Linked DNA regions of Homo sapiens: region 1 is linked to region 2. A link is a contact called in ENCODE Hi-C or POLR2A ChIA-PET data. All regions are on one chromosome and are shown on one strand. Each heading gives the region's core, a stretch centred on a gene start or an enhancer-like site at or near the end of the contact. The rest is flanking DNA. Distances are from core to core; before and after follow the strand shown. Region 1 holds the start of TOR4A (torsin family 4 member A). Region 2 holds the start of LCN15 (lipocalin 15).

What was found. A loop is a pair of places that touch in the nucleus more often than their neighbours do. ChIA-PET counts read pairs that join two places held with the same protein, here RNA polymerase II (POLR2A). Pooled maps may share reads with other maps.
Region 1: a loop to region 2 is called in a pooled map, with 2.3 times the contacts of the local background. The contact joins the promoter of TOR4A here to the promoter of LCN15 in region 2. A Hi-C loop is called at or near these places in 1 of 50 pooled maps. POLR2A ChIA-PET finds 5 or more read pairs at or near these places in 3 of 52 experiments (B cell, T-cell and common myeloid progenitor, CD34-positive).

What each region holds. Positions count from the first base shown.
Region 1 is chr9:137,273,627-137,279,455 of GRCh38, reverse strand. It overlaps TOR4A (torsin family 4 member A), which reads right to left and starts at 1,730. Exons shown (of 2, transcript NM_017723.3): 1 at 1,549-1,730; 2 at 1-803. The coding sequence starts at 766. RefSeq lists silencers at 1,170-1,229, 1,510-1,829 and an enhancer at 4,471-4,650.
Region 2 is chr9:136,763,049-136,769,394 of GRCh38, reverse strand. It overlaps LCN15 (lipocalin 15), which reads left to right and starts at 4,877. Exons shown (of 7, transcript NM_203347.2): 1 at 4,877-5,002; 2 at 5,386-5,525; 3 at 5,612-5,682; 4 at 5,928-6,038. The coding sequence starts at 4,907. It overlaps LOC107987143 (a long non-coding RNA gene), which reads left to right. Exons shown (of 3, transcript XR_001746981.2): 2 at 1,246-1,634; 3 at 1,721-3,052. RefSeq lists enhancers at 3,122-3,171, 3,182-3,231, 5,507-6,154.

The DNA.
Region 1 (5,829 bases), core at 481-2,980, 510 kb before region 2:
CTTCGGCCCGCGCCACCACGTCGGCCACGCGCCGCGCCAGCTCCTCGCGGCAGTCCTGTGCGGCGCGCGCCTCGGGGCAGTGGTGCCGCGCATGGTATTGCAGCACGAGCGCGCTGTCCTCCAGCACCGAGCGGAAGTGGCGCGCCAGCAGGCGGCCCACGTGGCTCTTGCCCACGCCACTGGGCCCGTGCAGCGCCAGGAGGAGCGGACGACTGTGCACATGCGTGGCCAGGTAGTCCCGCATCAGCGCCACGATGCGCGATACGGCAGCGGGCTGGCCGAACACCGCGCGCTGCAGCGCTTTCTCCAGCCCGTCGAGGTCATAGCGCTGCGCGTTATCGTCCAGGTTCTCGATAGCGTTGAGAACTTGGAAGCCCACGATGGCGACTAGCAGCAGAAGGCAGCGCTGCGCGCGGCTCCTGTGCTCCACGCGCGGCCGATACTTGCGCGAGGTCTCCGGGTAAAGCACCAGGCGGCTGCGCCGGCGCTTCTTGCGTGGCGTCCTGGAGGGTAGCTCCGCGGGGCTGTCGAAGGTGAAGAACTTTGGCTGGTCCAGGTCCGCGCGCGGTGCCCGGGGGCTGCAGCCCGGCCTGGGCGCCCCGGTCCCGACGTCGGGCCCCCCACCCGGCTGCAGGAGGCGCCGTTTGCGTAGGACACACACCCGGCGGCGCAGGCGGAGCACAGCGCGCACGGGCGCGATCACGCACCGGCCCGAGGCTCGGGGGGCCGCGGCAGCAGGCTCCAGGCTGGGCTGGCCGCGGTCCATGTCGCAGGAACGGCGCTCCGCATACAGGTCGCCCTCCCTGCAACGGGAAGACGGGGAGGGTCTCTGGACTCCCGCCACTGCCCTTTCCCGCGGGCCGCCGGAACCGGTCCCCGGAGTGATCTTACCCCCTGGGAGTCCCGTGGGGTGCGGCCCGGGCTGCCCCAGGGCCAGGGGCCTGGTCGCGGCCTCGCCCCTCAGACCGGCAAGCGACCCCTCCGCCCCTCCGCCCCTCCGCCCCTCCGCAGGGCCCCGATGCAAATCTCTCGGGTCTTCCCATAAACGGCCGCGGGCCTTGAGGAAGTGGCGGGGTAGAGGCTTATCTGGTGGCCGCCCCGGCTTCCTGGAGGAGTCGTCGAAGGAGTCAGTGGCCGCCCAGGCGCCCACTGGGGTGAACAGTCACCCCCGGACCCTGCCCCCGCCCGCGGCTCCCACTGGACTGGGCCGTCTCCCAAGGAGGGGCCGCGGGAAGCAGAGGCCTGAGCGCCCAGGAGTTCAGAGACGCCCCCACACGCTCCAGAACACTTGGCGGGGGTCTGGCTGGAACTTATGATTTTGAGAATAGGCCCGGGCCCCGTCCCCAGGCTCAACCCAGGCCTCCCAGCCCCGACTCCAAAACTGGGGTCCTCCCAACACCCCTCCAGTGAACGAGCTGAGCAGTGCAGGGAGCCCCCCGGAGACTAGTGGAGGTGAAACGAAAAGATGGACAGAAAGAAGAGGCCGGTCGGAGCAAGAGAGCCACTGACTGGCAGGAACTGGGCCCTGGGCCCCAACCCACCCCCTACCTGCAGCTGGTCCACTGCCCTCAGCTCCGCAGGCCCCTGCCTGTGCCAGACGCTGGGGCCTGAGACTCCAAGCAGGAAATGCGCCTCCCAGGGCGAGGGGGTGGGCCAGGGGCCTCCTGGGCCAGCTTCGGCCTGGAGGGGCAGCGACACCTGTGGGTCCCCAGGGAGCGGCCGGCCGGAGTAGAGGAAGCTCTGGGGAGGTTTCCGCTTCTATGCAAAGGAAGTGAGTCAGGGGGTGCGGCCCAGGCGGGACTTGGGCTGGACGGAGGCGCCAAAGGGGGGAGGCCTGGCCGGCTTGCCCAGATCCCCTGGCCGGAGGTCACATTCCCGCTTCAGTTCTCTAGCGCTCAGAGCCCTCCTGGCTTGGTCAGGCTCAGGACACCTGGTGAGGCCGAGGGCCCCTGCTGCATGCTGTGCCCCCACCCTGGGCTCCTGCACCTCAGCCTGTCCTCCAGGGCCCCCACCTCCCCCAGGTTATCCCTTCCACCTGTCACCCCACACACAGGGCTTACAGCTGGGGGGAGGGGCTCCAGGCCCTGTGTAAGCAAGGCGGGAGCAAGGCAGCAGCACAGGGGGCGGGCAGGGTCCTCTGCCGAGCTGCATACCCCCAATCCCTCTCTTATTACTCCTCTCCCCGCTTTTTCATTCCCCTCCTGACCCCAATCGGGGGCCCCCCAAAGTGGGCTCATTGTCTTTCCTTTCCCCCTTCCTCCGTCCCCAGCCTGGAGCCCCCTGCCCAGGACAGGCCAGCACACACAGACGGAAGTTCTATCACGGAAAAAACCACGTGCGGCTCAGGGTCCCTGTGGGGGTTGGGGAACAAATTTAGAAACAACTTGGGCCGGGAGCCAGGAGCTGGAGCTCTGGGCCCTTCCCCCTGCCGGCCTGCCTAAAGGACCCTGGACTCCTCCTACCCTGGCCCAGCCTGGAAGCCGCCTTCCAAGGAGGGGCAAGGTGGCCGCTCCAGCCACACCAGTGCTGCTGGCATTCAGCTCAGGACCCCGCAGTCCCAGGGACGCCCCACTCCTCCCAACAGCCAGCCCGGGCCTGATGGTTCCAGCTGTATATTCCTCACACACTGCACCCAACCAGACAGGCTCCATCAGGGAAACCGGTCGTGGGTTGGGGGTTTCCATTCTCTCCAGGGTATGGGGTCCACCGGACTATCACGCTCCCCTCCAGGAGCCAGGCCTAGGGCTCCCCTCCCCTGTGCAAGGGGTGCTCGGGGGCCCGGATCCCCAATTGTCGAGGCCGCGGGGGCCGCACACACCAGGTGGAATGCTGGTGCTCTTTGGGCCCACTCCCCGGCCTCTGTGGGACCAGAGCGGAAGGAGGTTGGCTGTCCAGGCCCCGTGGCCCCAGCACGGAGGTTGGGGTCCTTTGGGGGCCTCAGGCTTTGAGTCTCGGTGCTTCTTCTGACACAGAGAGGACCCTGGAGGGGAGGCCCTCGGGCAGATGCAGGCTGACCGAGCCCTGGAAAACCTGCAGCAAAGCCTCTGCCCTGCCTCCAAGTGCACCCAGGGCTGGAGCTGCTTCTGCCAGAGGCTGGCCCAGCAAATCCTCAGGCCAGAGCCCTCTGCAGGAAAGGGACTCGCTCAAGGGGTGCCCCAAGACCTGGCCCTATGGGTCAAAGGTGAATCTGAGGCCTGGGCCAAGGCCTCACCCCCTGCACTTTCTCCCATCTACAGGGGTGAAGGGAGCCCCAGAACCCCAGCTCCCAGGGCCATCACCATCTCCTGTGATACCCAGGGCCACCCCCAATCACACCCATTCCCATTCCAGGAGGCCTCCCCTCCCGCCTCCCTACCCAACCCAGCCCTGCCGCTGCGCCCAGAATTCATGTCCATCACCCACAAACACAGTACATGTTCTCAGCCTCTGAAAGGACTTCACCCTCACTGCTTCCCCCAGCCCTTGCCAGCAAGGTTGTTTTCCCCAAACCGTGGGCAGCCTCCCCACTTCTCCTCCCAAATTCCCCATAGGTTTCACTTCACCAGACGATGCCTCCCGTGCCTGGGCCCTCGGTCCTCCCCTACCAAGTCCTTCTCCCTAACTTCCCAGCAGCGTCCACACCCAGTCGCTCAGGCAGCTCTGCTCTTTCTGCCCCTAAAGGCTTTCGCTACAGTAACCATGCGCCCCCGAGGCTCAGCCGTCCACGCACGGTCCCATCCCAGTCCTTGCAATTCACACCCTCCACCTCACCAGTCCCTCACCCACGGGCTCCTCACTCTCTGTCCTTCACTCCCCACCCGTAGGCCTGGCACCCCCTGCAGGCGCCCTGGACAGGACGCGCCCGCTGCCCAGTGACCAAACCAGGCACCCGGGTCCACTCACTGACCATTCCTCCTACAGTCAAGTCCTCTACTCGTCCTCTCCCCTGCCACTTCCCCCTATCCTGCCTCCTAGCCCAAGACCTGAGAAAATGGGAGGCAGCAGCAGTGGACTCCCAGTGTCTCCTCAGCCGTCACCCCAGCATCTGCGCCCATCAGCCCTCCTCTGAGGACACCCCTGCTGTGCTGAGACCCCGGCCACCTGCTCATTCAGTGACAGCCCAGCCCCTGGACCATCCTCCACTCCTCACCCTACTGGGTCATTCCCATCAGCCCAGAAACATCTATTTCTTCTATCTTTAAAAAAAAACCAGGCCGGGCGCGGTGGCTCACGCCTGTAATCTCAGCACTTTGGGAGGCCGAAGCAGGTGGATCACAAGGTCAGAAGATCGAGACCATCCTGGCTAACACAGTGAAACCCCGTCTCTACTAAAAATACAAAAATTAGCCGGGCGTGGCGGCATGTGCCTGTAGTCCCAGATGCTGGGGTGGGGGGGGCGCTGAGGCAGGAGAATGGTGTGAACCCGGGAGGCGGAGCTTGCAGTGAGCCAAGATTGCGCCATTGCACTCCAGACCGGGCGACAGAGCGAGACTCCATCTCAAAAAAAAAAAGCAAAAAAAGCACGCACTCCTGGCCGGAACTGACCTTCATCCCACTCCTTAGTGCCTCTCAGCTGGGTCTCCAGGCCTCTCCTGCTTCCTCAGCTCTCCCTCCAAAGCACTGTTCCTCAGCCCCTCCTCCCTGGGCTGTGGGGCACCCAATCTGCTGCCAGCTGCCACCCCCCCGCCCCAGCTGGCCAGGAAGGCCCGCCCAGAGCACACGGCTGCTCTCCCTCACCTGGGCTGATCTGGCCCAGTCAGTAGCTCAAACACCACTCCCTATGACAGCATCCAGATCCACAACCTGGCCCCAGTCTCTTCTGAGCTCCACAGCCCCAAACCCATTGCATGTGCCTGTCAGACAAGCCCTTCATCTTCCCGTCACAGCCCACCTGGGCAGGTTCAGAGCCCTGGACCCTCCAAGACTCCTCTGCTGCTCACACCTACCCAGAACCTGCGCCCTCCACCCACCAGCCAGGCCAGCCCCAGACACCCAGCCTCACCTGGGTCCCCAGCTCCCAACCAAAGCCCTCAGGCTGGGACTTCTCCGCCTGCCCTGGGGCTCTTGGAGAGACATGACTGGATAAACTGAGGCATGGATCCGGCAGTGTAGACCACAATAAACTGAGGCACAGATCTCCCAGTGTAGACCACAAGCCCCATGCACAGGTGCAACAGAGTCCCAGGCGTCCCTGGCTCTGCCCCAGAGGATACCAGCTCAGAGACTCCCATACCCACGAGATCCCAGCACCATGGGCTTGTCTCACCCAACAGGTCCCAACCTGCTCAGCTGTGGCCTCACACTCCAGGGAGGCGAGCTCGCCAACAGGCGTCTCTGAGGACACGGTGACACCTGGCAGCCAGGCTATCGCCCCTGCATGCTGCGAGCCAAGGACAGTGACACCTGGCAGCCGGGCCATCGCCCCTGCATGCTATGAACTGCTGCCCGGCTTTGAGGTCTCATCTGCTGGAAATGGCCCTGGCTCTGTGCCTGTGACCCATGGCACATCCTGGGCCTCCAGGGCTCCTGTCCCTGGTGTGCACCAGGAGGTGAGAGGTGCCCCCTGGAATCGCAGGACAAAAACAAAGCAGCTGATCTGCGTCTTAGGGGCACCAAAGCCCCGAGGGTGAGGGCTTCCTGCCAACCTCCCTCAGAAATTATTATATCATCCTCCCCCAGAAATTATATCAACCTCCCCCAGAAATTATTATATCCTCCCCCAGAAATTTTATCAACCTCCCCCAGAAATTATTATATCAACCTCCCCCAGAAATTATTATATCGTCCCCAGCTGCTGGTCACAGACAGGGCTGAGCAGTCCAGAGAGGCTGTGGCCCACAAAGCCCCAAG
Region 2 (6,346 bases), core at 3,628-6,127:
TGCATGGGGTGGTGGCGGGGGGCAGTGCATGGAGGGGTGGCGGGGTGGCGGGGGGGCAGTGCATGGGGGGGTGGCGGGGGGCAGTGCATGGAGGGGTGGCGGGGTGGCGGGGGGGCAGTGCATGGAGGGGTGGCGGGGTGGCGGGGGGGGCAGTGCATGGGGGGGTGGCGGGGGGGGCAGTGCATGGGGGGGTGGCAGGGTGGCGGGGGGGGGCCGTGCATGGGGGTTGGGGTGGGAGGGGACTGAGCTCTGAGAAAGGACCCCAGTTCACTATGTCAAAAACGAAAAAAAGGCAAGGCGCAGTGGCTCACGCCTGTAATCCCGGCACTTTGGGAGGCCAAGGAGGGCAGATCACCTGAGGTCAGGAGTTTGAGACCAGCCTGACCAATATGGTGAAATCCTGTCTCTACTAAAAATGCAAAAAAAATTAGACGGGCATGGTGGCTACTGTTATCCCAGCTACATGGGAGGCTGAGGCAGGAGAATCGCTTGAACCCGGGAGGTGGAGATTGCAGTGAGCTGAGATTGCACCACTGCACTCCAGCCTGAGTGACAGAGTGAGACCCCGTCTTAAAAAACAAAACAAGGCCAGGCACGGTGGCTCATGCCTGTAATCCCAGCACTCTGGGAGGCTGAGGCAGGTGGATCACAAGGTCAGGAGATCGAGACCACCCTGGCTAACATGGTGAAACCCTGTCTCTACTAAAAATACAAAGAATTATCCGAGCATGGTGGTGGACGCCTGTGGTCCCAGCTACTCCGGAGGCTGAGGTGGGAGAATGGCGTGAACCCAGGAGGTGGAGCTTGCAGTGAGCCGAGATTGCGCCACTGCAGTCCGCAGTCCCGCCTGGGGCGACAGAGCGAGACTCCGTCTCAAAAAAAAAAAAAAAAAAAAAAAAAAAAAAGAAAAAAAAGAAAAAAGAAAAAAAGAAAAGAAAACGAAGAAAAACCACAAATAAATAAAAGTTGAGGTATGATGTATGCACAGCTGCATTCGCCCCTTTGAGGGCACAGTTGTGTGAGTTTAGACAAATGCAAATGTTCATGGAACCACTGCAAGTGCGACACAGCAGCTCTGGTGCCCACAAAGCTTCCTCGAGGTCCCTTGCGGTCAATCACTGCCCGCACCTCAGCCCTCAGAGCCACTGGGAAGCCCCCTGCCCTGTGGGCTCACCTGTCCTAGAACGTCGTATAAAAGGAGTCGCAGATCGCAGCCTTTTCCACCTGGCTTCTGTCCCTCTGCAGGGTGCACCTGGGATTCAGCCACCTTCGTTCCTTTTACTGCTGAGTGTCCATCACGTGCTGCTCATGCAGAAGTGCTCAAGTTCGCTGTAAACGTAGTTTTCATTTCTCCCGGGTGGAGACCTCCATAAGTAGGTAGGTTGGTGGAATGTTTCACTGCATGAGAGTCTGCCAGGAAGTTTTGCAGTGTGGTCCCGTCTTGTTCTTCCCGCAGAGGGTGATAGCTCTGCTGACTCCCAGCCCTCACAGGCTCTAGGGATTGAGCCTGTTTCTGTGGAACGCCTTCCATGGTCTGCGAGGTGCACAGAGGGGTCTCAAAAAGCTTCCAGGTTGCATCTTCCCATGGACTGATGCTGAGCGTGTTCTCATCTCCCATCCGGATGTTTTCTTTGGTGGAGTATCTTTTCAGATCTCTTGCCTTTTTATTTTTATTTGTTTATATATATATTTTGAGACGGAATTTTGCTCTTTCACTTAGGTTGGAGTGCAACGGCGCGATCTTGGCTCACTGCAACCTCCCCCCACCCACCTCACTTTGGGTTCAAGCGATTCTCCTGCCTCAGCCTCCCGAGTAGCTGGGACTACAGGCGCCCGCCACCATGCCCGGCTAATTTTTGTATTTTGAGAAGAGATAGGGTTTCACCATGTTGGCCAGGCTGGTCTCGAACTCCTGACCTCAGGTGATCCACCCGCCTCGGCCTCCCAAAATGCGAGGATCACAGGCGTGAGATGCCACACCTGGCCTCTTTTTATTTTTAATGGAGTGGCTTGTTTTCTTATTACTCAGTCTTGGGAGTTCCTCATGGATGCTGGATTTCAGTCTCGTCTCAGGTGTATGCGTTTTGTAGATGTTTTCTGTAGGGACCAGCCCCACAGGGTTGGTGAGTTTCTCCCTGTGTGCTGAGATGAGAGGGCATAGAAATAAGGACACAAGAAAAAGACATAAAAGAAAAGACAGCTGGGCCTGGGGACCACTACCACCAAGACGTGGAGACCGGTAGTGGCCCCGAATGTCTGGCTGTGCTGATATTTATTGGATACAAAGCAAAAGGGACAGGGTAAAGAGTGTGAGTCATCTCCAATGATAGGTAAGGTGACGTGAGTCACGTGTCCACCGGATGGGGGGCCCTTCCCTGTTTGGCAGCCAAGGCGGAGAGAGAGAGAGAGAGACAGCTTACATCATTATTTCTGCATATCAGAGACTTTTAGTACTTTCACTAATTGACTACTGCTATCTAGAAGGCAGAGCCAGGTGTACAGGATGGAACATGAAGGCGGACTACGAGCGTGACCACTGAAGCACAGCATCACAGGGAGACGGTTAGGCCTCTGGATAACTGCGGGCAGGTCTGACTGATGTCAGGCCCTCCACAGGAGGTGGAGGAGTAGAGTCCTCTCTAAGCTCCCCCGGGGAAAGGGAGACTCCCTTTCCCTGTCTGCTAAGTAGCAGGTGTTTTCCCTTGACACTGACGCTACTGCTAGATCACGGTCCGCTTGGCAACAGGTGTCTTCCCAGACGCTGGCGTCACCACTAGACCAAGGAGCCCTCTGGTGGCCCTGTCAGGGCGTAACAGAAGGCTCGCACTCTTGTCTTCTGGTCACTTCTCACTATGTCCGCTCAGCTCCTATCTCTGTATGGCCTGGTTTTTCCTAGGTTATAATTGTAGAGCAAGGATTATTATAATATTGGAATAAAGAGTAATTGCTACAAGCTAATGATTAATAATATTCATATATAATCATGTCTATGATCTAGATCTAGTATAACTCTTGTTATTTTATATATTTTATTAAACTGGAACAGCTCGTGCCCTCGGTCTCTTGCTTCGGCATCTGGGTGGCTTGCTGACCACAGTTTTCCTGCTGTATCTAACTGCTGGCTTAGGTGAACCTGTCAGGGGCGTGGCTGGGAACTGGAACCTCCTGAAGACCAGTGGAGGCCACAAGCAGAAGCCCTCGGCTCCTTCCCTTCCCCGATGCTGGGGGCCAAGGGTCTTTCTCTGACCCTGTCCCCCTCTCACGTTACCAGTGGAGGGTGTCCAGGTTCTTGGCATTTTGAACAAAGAATTGGACAAAACACACAAACAAAGCAAGGAAAGAATGAAGCAACAAAAGCAGAAATTTATTGAAAATGAAAGCACTCTTTACAGGGTGGGAGCGGGCTGAGCAAGCAGCTCAAGGGCCCCGGTTACAGAATTTTCTAGTGTTTCAATATCCTCTAGCGGTTTACCATTGGTTACTTGGTGTATGCCCTATGTAAATGAAGAGGATGAAGTCAAAGTCATTTTCTCGGCTGAGCATACTGTCACGCCTGTAATCCCAGTACTTTGGGAGGCTGAGGTGGGTGTATCACCTGAGGTCGGGAGTTCAAGACCAGCCTGATGAACATGGAGAAACCCCGTCTCTACTAAAAATACAAAATTAGCTGGGTGTGGTGGCGGGTGCCTGTAATCCCAGATAGTCAGGAGGCTGAGGCAGGAAAATCGCTTAAACCCGGGAGGCAGAGGCTGCAGAGAGCCAAGGAGTGCACCACTGCACTCCAGCCTGGGCAACAAGAGCAAAACTCCATCTCAAAAAACAAACAAACAAAACGAAGTCATGTACTCGGTATGAGCCCTACGTAAACGGAGAGGATGGAGTGAAGGTACAAAGCCATTCACATTCCCGTCATCGTTAGTGTTTCCAGTTGATTTGGTTCTAGGACGCCCTTGGGCTCCCTGCGTCCAGGCCCTCTTCTCCTGCCTCACTCTCACTCCAGAGGACTGGCAGTGCTGGCCTCCCTGGCAGGACTCCCGCCCCTGACCAGAGGGGTCTGGGCGTGCTCCGAGGCCACCTGCTGCTCCTTGCCCAGTGTCCCTGGGTGCTCTGTGGGGACACAGAGAGGTCACTTGGGAGGTTCCTGCCTCTGCCAGACTGCGGCGCCTTCCTGGCGTCATTGCCCCCTGCACGCTTATACAACCAGTGATAAGGCGGTATCCAATGCCGTAATCCTCCCCAGGGCCAGCCCAGCCCTGTCCGGTCCCGTCCGGTCCCTGGCCTGCTTGCTGGAAGCCCAGCTGGGGGCTGCATCGGGGGTGGTGGGGGTCTGGAGTGAGGGGTGCCCAGGCCTCTCTCACAGTGTGGGGGCACAAGCTCTGCCCTGGACACTCTGCCAGTGTGACCCTACCCCCCATGTTGGGGGTGAGAGAAGGGGGCTTTCTGGGTGGCCAGATCCCAGGAGAGGGGGCCTAGCCAGACCAACCCCAGCCCAGCTCTCTGCAGCTGTACCCCAAAGGCCCTGGCCCAGCCCAGCCAGACAGAGTGTGGACAGAGGGGCTTGGGTGCGAGTCCAGGCAAGGCAGGACAAGTCTCTGCTGTGGCTTGGCAGTGGCCCCGTGACTGGTGACATAGTCTGGCAGGCCTAGGGGACAAATCCTCAGCCCGGGTGCATCAGGCCAGAGCCTGGCTGTCTGGAGCCCTCCAGGAAATGACCCCCTGGGCTGGGGGACATCCGAGTGATTGTGCCAAACAATGGACAAGGGGGCCGGAGTCTCAGAGCCGAAGTGCCTTCCGCTTCCATCTGCTCCGCCCAGGAGCAGGTGCACCCAGGTGGTGGCCTGGGCTATAAAGCTGGCCCCCTGGGGCTTGGGGACTCAGCACCAGGGGCTGGAGGGCAGGGGAGGGGATGATGTCATTCCTGCTCGGCGCAATCCTGACCCTGCTCTGGGCGCCCACGGCTCAGGCTGAGGTTCTGCTGCAGCCTGACTTCAATGCTGAAAAGGTACCAGGGGCCTCTGCTGTCCTGTGGTGGGTGGGAGCTGGGCCCCTGCCAGAGACAACGTGATAATTGTGACAACTGCCTTTCCTGGGGCGCTTGCTCTGTGCCCGGCCAGGCACGTGCTATAGACCCACTCTGCGCTTAATCCTAAACCAACCTGTGAATGGATCATTACTGCACCCACTTCACAGCTGGGAACTGAGGCTCACAGTTGCACTGTGACCTACCCAAGATGAGTTCCTGTCCACCTGGGCTCAGCTCACACCCAAGACATGGCCACTCCGAGACCCCTTGCTGTGTGACTTCTGAGTTGTCCCCTGGGTCCCTGGGCAAGGAGGGCCCTGCTGCTGGCTGTCCTGGCCTGCGGGTGACTAAGCCCCCGGCAGTTCTCAGGCCTCTGGTACGTGGTCTCCATGGCATCTGACTGCAGGGTCTTCCTGGGCAAGAAGGACCACCTGTCCATGTCCACCAGGGCCATCAGGCCCACAGAGGAGGGCGGCCTCCACGTCCACATGGAGTTCCCGGGGTGAGTTACTTGGGCTGGGCTGCCTGGGCTGGGCTGGGGAGCTGAGGTAGCTGGGTGCCATGAGTGAGCCGGCTGTGCACCCCCAGGGCGGACGGCTGTAACCAGGTGGATGCCGAGTACCTGAAGGTGGGCTCCGAGGGACACTTCAGAGTCCCGGGTAGGTCCTGCCTCCTCTGCCTTCAGGGGTGCTGGATGCCGCTTCTCTGGGGGTGACGTGGGGCTGACTTTCCACCCGGGCCCAAGCTGTCCATCCCAGTCTCCAGCCCCCTGCCCGCCCTCCCCGCCCCTCCTCTGTCTTCGGGGAACAGGCTCACAGCCCAGCAGCAGGGGCAGGCATGGGTGGGGTCGGTGCCCGGGCCCATCCACTTCTCCAGCCTGAAAAGGCCGCCTGCCTCTCCGCAGCCTTGGGCTACCTGGACGTGCGCATCGTGGACACAGACTACAGCTCCTTCGCCGTCCTTTACATCTACAAGGAGCTGGAGGGGGCCCTCAGCACCATGGTGCAGCTCTACAGTGAGTGCCTGTCCCACCTCCCCGCACTGGCCCCTCCCCAACTTCCCACAGGCCCCGCCCCCCGTTCTGCCTACCCCCGCCCCGCCCGCCTGCCGCCCCGCGCCTCCTCACAGGCCCCGCCCTCACCCCTCCGCCCCCCGCCTTTTAGGCCGAGTTTAGGCTCCGCCTCCTCATCCCCGGGCCCGCCCCTTCTGGTGCTGCCCCATGCCCTCTCCTGCTGTGACCCTTCGCACACACTCCTGGCCTGGCCAGGACCGGGTGGGGTGGGAGCTGGGCCCGCCGTGCTTTGGATGTGGAGGAGGTTGGCT